Regions from separate parts of the Homo sapiens genome. Here region 1 is linked to region 2. A link is an interaction called in ENCODE POLR2A ChIA-PET data of the cell type or tissue named here. Cell type or tissue: OCI-LY7. All regions are shown on one strand. Each heading gives the region's core, and the rest is flanking DNA. Links, peaks and the distances in the headings are about the cores only.

The links. ChIA-PET counts read pairs that join two places held together with the same protein. Peaks named below come from ENCODE experiments on the same cell type or tissue, not always from the same donor. Only the 100,000 strongest peaks of a DNase experiment are listed, where the experiment ranks them.
Region 1: POLR2A ChIA-PET joins it to region 2 with 11 read pairs; 31 of 35 experiments call an interaction of 5 or more read pairs at or near these places.

What each region holds. Positions count from the first base shown.
Region 1 is chr20:35,604,718-35,609,103 of GRCh38, forward strand. It overlaps the pseudogene FER1L4. Among named protein-coding and RNA genes, the nearest start is that of SPAG4, 8.9 kb to the right of the region's middle. In OCI-LY7, for the core only: no CTCF peak of the experiment used is centred there; DNase peaks (open chromatin) are centred at 634 and 2,474; H3K4me3 peaks cover 669 bases; H3K27ac peaks cover 3,395 bases.
Region 2 is chr20:35,674,927-35,679,312 of GRCh38, forward strand. NFS1 (NFS1 cysteine desulfurase) reads right to left here. Exons shown (of 13, transcript NM_021100.5): 8 at 119-276. Among named protein-coding and RNA genes, the nearest start is that of RBM12, 12 kb to the left of the region's middle. In OCI-LY7, for the core only: no CTCF peak of the experiment used is centred there; no DNase peak of the experiment used is centred there.

The DNA.
Region 1 (4,386 bases), core at 188-4,187, 70 kb before region 2:
GCAGAGATCTTTCTGGCCAGCATCCGTGGTGCCTTGTGGTTCCTCTCTGATCATTAATAATGTAGACTACTCATAACCTATTAAGAACTAAGTAACTAGGCAAGTTTCCTCGTTATTTTTTTCTTTCTTTTTTTTTTTTTTTTTTTTTTTTTTTTTAGTATTGATGAGGTCTTATTATGTACCTTGCCCAGGTTGGTCTTGAGCTCCTGAGCTCAAATGATCCTTCTGCTTTAGCTTCCCAAAGTGCTGGGATTACAGGCATGAGCCATTGTGCCCAGCCGCAAGTTACCTCTTGAGGCCCAACAGGATTCCAAAATTGTCTCATTTTTGTTGGAAATCCCTTACGGTGGCCTTCACTACTCTGCCTGGTCTGGCCCCACCAACCTTTCCAGCTCCATCTCACTCCAGGCACCCCAGCTGTGCTCCTTCAAGGCGCTGGACTTTTGCATATGCCTTTTCCTCTGCCTGGAACATTCTCTCCTCCCAGTTAACATCTGTTATCCTTCAAGTCTAAGTTCAGGTACTATTTCCTCAGGGAACCTTCTCTGGCCCCCAAGTAGATCATACTCCCCTGTGGTACCCTCTCCCAGCCCCTACCAGCTTTCTTCTAACACCTGCCAGTTCCAGTTTCACACTTACTTGTGTGAATATTTGTTTAATGTTTGCCTCCCTTCCAAGGGTGTGAATCTTTATCTGGTTTTGCTCACCACGGAATCCTCATTGCTCAGCTCAGCATTTGGCTTATCATAAGAGCTCAACAAATGATGACGGACTGAACAAAAGAACTCCACATTATATAAATGAGAAAATAGCTTCCAGGCCAGGTGCGGTGGCTCATGCCTGTAATCCCAGCACTTTGGGAGGCCGAGGGTAGATCACAAGGTTAGGAGTTCGAGACCAACCTGGCCAAGATGGTGAAACCCAGTTTCTCCTGAAAATAAAAAAATTAGCTGGGTGTGGTGGCGGGCGCCTGTAGTCCCAGCTACTTGGGAGGCTGAGGCAGGAGAATCACTTAAACCTGGGAGGTGGAGGTTGCACTGAGCCGAGATTGAGCCACTGCATTCCAGCCTGGGTGACAGAGCAAGATTCCGTCTCAAAACAACAACAAAAAAAGAAAACAGCTACCAAATGCTAAAGAACGTGTACAAGTTCCCAGACGGGAAATGGCAGATCTGAGATTTGAAGTTAGGTCCATGTCTACTAGGCTATGAGCCCTTCCATGAAACACCAGGAAAATCCAGCCAGGTTCATCTTTGTCTCCCAAAAGAATTGATTGCTGAAAGGAATCCTGGCTGGAGGCCTTGTTACCACTCCTCTCTGGGTCTTAGGTTTTCCCCTGTGAGAAATGGAACCCTTTATCTAGAGGTACTTAAGGGTGGCAGCCTGGGGGCCAGAGGGGCTCACCGGGGACACTTGAAGATTCTCATCCACTAGGGCTTCCCGTAGCACCAAATGCCCAGCATTCTGTAGCTGCTGCAGGGAGATCACCAGGGTCCCTAGAGGCCTAGGGGAGTGGCATAGAGCAAAAGAGTGACCCAAGAGAATGGCTCTAAGTCACCCCCAGCCCAACCTGCATCCCTGTCTCCCCAGGCCTACTCACCTAAGGCTGAATACACGGCTGCAGTTGACCACCTGCACAGACAGACACTCCCCAGCCAGTGGAGCCCCATAGTGGGGCCATCGGAACAGCTGGGGACAGGAGGAAGCTTGTGACACCCATGCTGTGCTGACCCTAAACTCCAATCCAAAGCCCATTCTTGGCTGGGCACAGTGGCTCACGCCTGTAATCCCAGCACCTTGGGAGGCCAAGGCAGGCAGATCACTTGAGATCAGGAGTTCAAGACCAGCCTGACCAACATGGTAAAACCCCTTCTCTACTAAAAATACAAAAATTAGCCAGGTGTGGTGGTACATGTCTGTAATCCCAGCTACTCAGGAGGCTGAGGCAGGAGACTCGCTTGAACTTGGGAGGTGAAGTTTCCAGTGAGCTGAGATTGTGCCATTGCACTCCAGCCTGAGTGACAGAGTGAGGCCCTGTCTCAAAAAAAAAAGAAAAAAAAAGAAAAAAAAAAACCCTATTCCTAACCCTCAGACAGGAGCCAATCCTCCAGACTTAGAGCTAACTTTAGGACTAACATCCCCAAACCTGGAAGGGATCCCTGCACATGGGTTTGAATCTGAGTGAGGGCTGATCTGGGACTAACTAGTGATCAAGAATGAATTCCCCCAGTCTTGCAACTAATTTGTTCCAATCTGGGTCTGATCTCTCAGGCCTCAGACTGACCCCACCTCCCAAGACTATACTTCCCCAAACCCAGGAATGAGCCCCTGAACCCCAGGTTGGACTTGGATGGGAGACAGATCAGGAACCAACTGTACTGACCTCACCGATATCTGCTTCTGGACCACAGTGAATTTTTCTTGTTTTCTGGGTAAAGCCTGCTCAGAACTGAAACTAGTCATATATCAGCCCCTCCCCCCACACACACAAAAATAATTTGCTTCCCCCACTCTTGGCCCAGTGTCAAGTCCCTCCTGGATTCACCCTTAAAGAAAGGTAGACAATGGGAAGGAAAGAGGCAGAGGGTTGGAGATACCAGTGTGGGTAGAGAAAAGAAATGGGCTGTAGAGATGGGAAGGCATTGGGTCAAGGGCCCCCAGTTTCAAATATCCTTAGGGCGCCCCTGCAAGCCTCACCTCGAAAGGTGAGCTTCACTTGTCGGTCGTGGGTGCCGGTCAGCCCTGTTAGTCGTTGCACGCGTTACCGTCAGAGCCATGGTCCCAGTGGCACTGGCACTTCCTCTGCCCGTCTGCCCTTCTGCCCACCAGCCCGCCCACCTGAATCGCCTCTGACTCACTGGACTCACCCAGCAGGTTTAGCAATCCCTACCCTTTAGTCAAACACACAGGGAGCAGGCCTGGGGGTCATGGGTGGGGAGGGAGGAGAGGACCGAGGGATAGGGGTAAGGTCCTGGAGGTCAATTCAGCCCTCCCTGCCTCCACCAGCTGCAAGCTGGCAGGACTGCCTCAGCCTCCATCCTGCATCCTCAGGGAGTGAGAGCTGTGATAGGGTGGGAGGGAGGCAAGGGGAGTGAACAGGACCCCAGTCTGCTCCCTGCCAGCCGATGAGGCCTCAAGGACATGGACCTCATGCCTTTTCGTTTCTTTTTTCTTTGTTTTTTTGTTTTTTGTTTTTTGGTTTTTTTTGAGATGGGGTCTTGCTCTGTCATCCAGGCTGGAGTGCAATGGCACGATCTCAGCTCACTGCAACCTCTGCCTCCTGGGTTCAAGCAGTTCTCCTGTCTCAGCCTCCCGGGTAGCTGGAATTACAGGTGTCCACCACCACAGCTGGCTAATTGTTTGTATTTTTAGTACGGACAGGGTTTCGCCATGTTGGCCAGGCTGGTCTCAAACTCCTGATCTCAGGTGATCTGCCCACCTCAGCCCCCCAAAGTGCTGGGATTATGGGCATGAGTCATTGTGCCCGGCCTCTCCTCTTTTCTATCTCTCTCTCGCTCTCTTTTATTTTTATTTTTTTTACTTTCTTCCTTCTTTCTTTCTTTTCTTTTTTTTTTTTTTTTTTTTCCTGAGATGAAGTCTCACTCTGTCGCCCAGGCTGGAGTGCAGTGGTGTGATCTTGGTTCACTGCAACCTCTGCCTCCCGGATTCAAGCAATAGTCCTGCCTCAGCCTCCCACACAGCTGAGATTATAGGTGCCCGCCACCATGCCCGGCTAATTTTTTTTTTTTTTTAGATGGAGTCTCCTTCTGTCGCCCAGGCAAGAGTGCAATGGTGTGATCTTGGCTCATGGCCACCTCTGCATCCCGGGTTCAAGCGATTCTCCTGCCTCAGCCTCCCAAGTAGCTGGGATTACAGGCATATGCCACCACGCCTGGCTACTTTTTGTATTTTTTTAGTTGAGACGGGGTTTCACCATATTGGCCAGGCTAGTCTCAAACTCCTGACCTTGTGATCCGCCTGCCTTGGCCTTCCAAAGTCCTGGGATTACAGGCATGACTCATTGCGCCCTGGCTAATTTTTGCATTTTTAAGTAGAGACGGGGTGTCACCATGTTGGCCAGGCTGGTCTCAAATTCCTGACCTTCAGTGATCTGCCCATCTCAGCCTCCCAAAGTGCTGGGATTACAGGAGTGAGCCACCACGCCCAGCCCCTTCCTTTCTTTCTTTTTCCTTTTTTTAAGGCAGGGTCTCACTCAGTTACCTAGGCTGAAGTTCAGTGGTGCAATCAAGGCTCACTGCAGCCTCAATCTCCCAGGCTCAGCCTCCCAAGTAGCTGGAACTACAGGCATGTGCCAGTGGGCCTGGCTAATTTTTGTATTTTTTGTAGTGATGGGGTTTTGCCATGTTGCTCAAACTGGTCTCAAAT
Region 2 (4,386 bases), core at 162-4,161:
AGAGTTTTCTTAAGCCCTCTCTCCCTGCAGAGATCTGCCTCAGTCATGCTGAGAAGCCTCTAAATAGGAGACCCAGCACAGGGGAAGAAGTTGTGGGAGGGAACTGCTCTCCCCATACCTCCATCTCTTGCTGTGCCACCTCACACGCAGCCCCCAGCCCCACCACTAAGGGTGTGGGCACTGTCCCAGACCGCATACCCCGCTCCTGCCCCCCTCCACTCTGCAGGGCCTCCACACGCACACGGGGCCGGCGACGGATGTAGATGGCACCAACCCCTGGGAAACAAAATTTGTTACAAAAAACAGAAAGAGAGAAAAGTAGATAAAACAAAATATTTCTTTCCAAAGGGATCAAAATATTACTTCAACTTTTCTGTAAGCATGAAATTTTTCTAAATAAAAAACGTTAAGGAAAAGAAGAAACAGCAGTAAAAGCATAGTATTTAGTAAAATATTTAACATCTGGAAGATAAATGCCAGAAGGAGTAATGATCAAAATGGTTTAAAGTAGCTCCCTATGCTATATGAAATGCCATCATACATTACAGTATTATTCATAATAGCAAAAATACTGGGAACAACTTAGATGTCCATCATCAGGGTAATGGTCAAATAGATTATGGCATGTCCATACAATGAAATACCAAGCAGGTGTATAAAAGAATGAGGGGGCCGGGTGTGGTGGTTCACGCCTATAATCCCAACTGTGGGAGGTCAAGGCGGGCGGATCACCTGAGATCAGAAGTTAGAAACCAGCCTGGTCAACATGGTGAAACCCTCTCTCTACTAAAAATACAAAGATTAGCCAAGCGTGGTAGCAGGCACATGTAATCCCAGCTACTCAGGAGGCTGAGACATGAGATGAACCCAGGTGGTAGAGGTTGCAGTGAGCTGAGATCAAGCCACTGCACTCCAGCCTGAGTGATGGAGCAAGACTCTGTCTCCCAAAAAAAAAAAAAAAAAAAAGAAGAAGCTTGTTCTGAACTGACACCATAAAATCTCCAAGATACATTGTTACAAAACTGGTGAAATCCAAAAAAAAGTCTGTACTTTAGCTTGAAAAAACAAAGATGTATTGGCCGGGCGCAGTGGCTCACGCCTGTAATACCAGCACTTTGGGAGGCTGAGGTGGGTGGATCACCTGAGTTCGGGAGTTTGAGACCAGCCTGACCAACATGGAGAAACCCCTTCTCCACTAAAAATACAAAATTAGCCAGGCATGGTGGCACATGCCTGTAATCCCAGCTACTAGGGAGGCTGAGGCAGAAGAATTGCTTGAACTCGGGAAGCAGAGGTTGCAGTGAGCTGAGATGGCACCATTGCACTCCAGCCTGGGCAACAAGAGCAAAACTCCGTCTAAAAAAAAAAAATGTATTATGGGCTGGACACGGTGGCTCACACCTGTAATCCCAGTGCTTTGGGCAGCCGAGGCGGACAGATCATGAAATCAGGAGTTCGAGACCAGCCTGACCAACATGGTGAAACCCCGTAATTATTAAAAATACAAAAATTAGCTGGGCGTGGTGGCACGCACCTGTAATCCCAGCTACTCAGGAGGCTGAGGCAGGAGAATCGCCTGAACTTGGGAGCCACAGGTTGCAGTGAGCCAAGATTGTGCCACTGCACTCCAGCCTAGTGACAGAGCAAGACTCTGTCTAAAAAAAAAAAGATGTACCATTAGGTGAAAAATGAAAGATTGAAACAGTGAGTACAGTATGCTATCATCTGGATAAAAAAGAAAGCTGGAGGAGAAGTATATATTTGTTTGTAAACACATAGGATAATTGTAGAAAAACCCAAGAAATTGCCTCCCAATAACCAGAGAAAATCAGAAAAAAAAAAAAAAAAAAAAAAAAAAACCAAGAAAGAAATTACCTCCCCAGAAGGGAACTGCATAGCTGGAGGTCAGAGGTGAGAGGCAGACTTTTGTCTGTGCCTTTTTTTTCCCTTTTTTTTTGAGACAAGAGTCTTGCTCTGTTGCCCAGACTGGAGTGCAATGGCACGGTCTCAGCTCACCGCAACCTCCACCTTCCCGGTTAAAGTGATTCACCTGCCTCAGCCTCCTGATTAGCTGGGATTACAGGCACCCGCCACCACGCATGGCTAATTTTTGTATTTTTAGTACAGACGGGGTTTCACCATGTTGGACAGGCTGGTCTCAAATTCCTGGCCTCATGATCTGCCCGCCTCGGCCTCCCAAAGTGCTGCAATTACAGGCGTGTGCCACTGCACCTGGCTGTCTGTGCACTTTTTTGTAGCTTTTGAATTTTGAATCACATGAATATTACTTTTTCAAAATAAAATTTAAATTTAAAAACAATTTGGTGGAGCACGGTGGCTCATGACTACAATCCCAGCATTCTGGGAGGCCAAGGAAGGAGAATCACTTGAGACCAGAAGTTTGGGACCAGCCTGAGAAACACAGTGAGACCCCGTGTCTACAAAAAAAAAAATTAAAACTTAGCTGGGCATGGTGGCATGCACTTATAGTCCCAGCTACTCTGGAGGCTAAGGCAGGAGGATCACTTGAGCCTAGGAGGTCGAGGCTGCAGTGAGCTATGATCGTGCCACTCACTCCACTCCAGGCTGGGCAACAGACTGAGACCTTGACTCAAAAAAACAAAAAACTTAAAAATGCGTATAACCTGTGACTAAACAAGCCGAATTACAGAAATTTTGTGCCAAAATATGAGCATGAGCATGCAAAGTTATTCACCAAGTAATCAGGGCTTCTGAATAGAATTGGCACTTGACAGTTCTCCCACACAGAAAAACTGTTTATGCTGAGAATGGAGGTACTATAAAAATTAAGGCAGTGGTTTCCAAATCGATTATGAAGGACACCAGATTTTAAATAATAAGCTGGGTGCAGTGGGTCATGCCTGTAATCCCAGCACTTTGGGAGACTGAGGCGGGAGGGTTGCTTGAGGTCAGGAATTCAAGCCTGAGTAACATAGTGAAACCTCTATCTCTACAAAAACTGTTTTAAAAATTAGCCAGGCATTGGGCCGGGCACGGGATTACGCCTGTAATTCCGGCACTTTGGGAGGCCAAGGGTGGGTGGATCACCTGAGGTCAGGAGTTCGAGACCAGCCTGGCCAACATAGTGAAACCCTGTCTCTACTAAAAATACAAAAATTAGGCCGGGTGTGGTGGCTCACACCTGTATTCCCAGCACCTTGGGAGGCCGAGGCGGGCAGATCATGAGGTCAGGAGATCAAAACCATCCTGGCTAACACAGTGAAACCCCGTCTCTACAAAAATACAAAAAAAAAAAAATTAGCCGGGCGTGGTGGCAAGCGCCTGTAGTCCCAGCTGCTTGGGACGCTGAGGCAGGAGAATGTCGTGAACCCTGGAGGCGGAGCTTGCAGTGAGCCAAGATCACGCCACTGTACTCCAGGCTGGGTGACAGAGCGAGACTCCGTCTCAAAAAATAAAATAAAATACAAAAATTAGCCAGGCGTGGTGGCAGGCACCTGTAATCCCAGCTACTTGGGAGGCTGAGGCAGGAGAATCGCTTGAACCCGGGAGGCGGAGGTTGCAGTGAGCCGAGATCTCACCATTGCACTCCAGCCTGGGGGACAAGAGCGAGACTTTGTCTCAAAAAAAAAAAAAAAAAAAATTAGCCAGGCATGGCCGGGCACAGTGGGCCTATAATCCCAGCTACTCAGGAGGATGAGAGAGGAGAATCCCTTCAACCTGGGAGGCAGAGGTTGCAGCGAGCCGAGATCACACCACTGCACTCCAGCCTGGGCGTCAGAGTAAGACTTTGTCTCAAAAAAAAAAATTAGGCGTGTTGGTGCACACCTGTAGTGCTAGTTACTGGTGAGGCTGGGGTAGGAGGGTTGCTTGAGCCCAGGAGATTGAAGCTGTGGCAAGGTAGGATAGCACCACTGCACTCCAGCCTGAGCAACAGAGTGAGACCTTGTCCCTATAAAACAAATGAATAAAATAATGTATTAAACTGTATTTATTAAGAATTATTTCATTTCTCCATTTAAAAAAATTCAAGAATCTTATACTATCTGAGTCTAAACAGTTCCCAAATTCAAACAGCAAGTGCTCAAATACCATGTCTGAACAGTGAAGAATGCCACATTATCTAAATCTATTTAGATTCTGGACTTGGAAAGCAGGAGGTTGGATAATGAGGGACACCTGTACACATGTAAGTGTTGATCAGAGCTTCTGATCAATGAGTTCATTGGTTTTTTGTTTTTAAAATTTTTGTGAGTACACAGGAGGTATATATATTATGGAGTTCATGAGATTTTTTTTGTTTTTGAGAGGGAGTCTCGCCTGTCGCCCAGGCAGTGGTGTGATCTCGGCTCACTGCAACCTCTGGCTCCTGGGTTCAAACGATTCTCCTGCCTCAGTCTCCTGAGT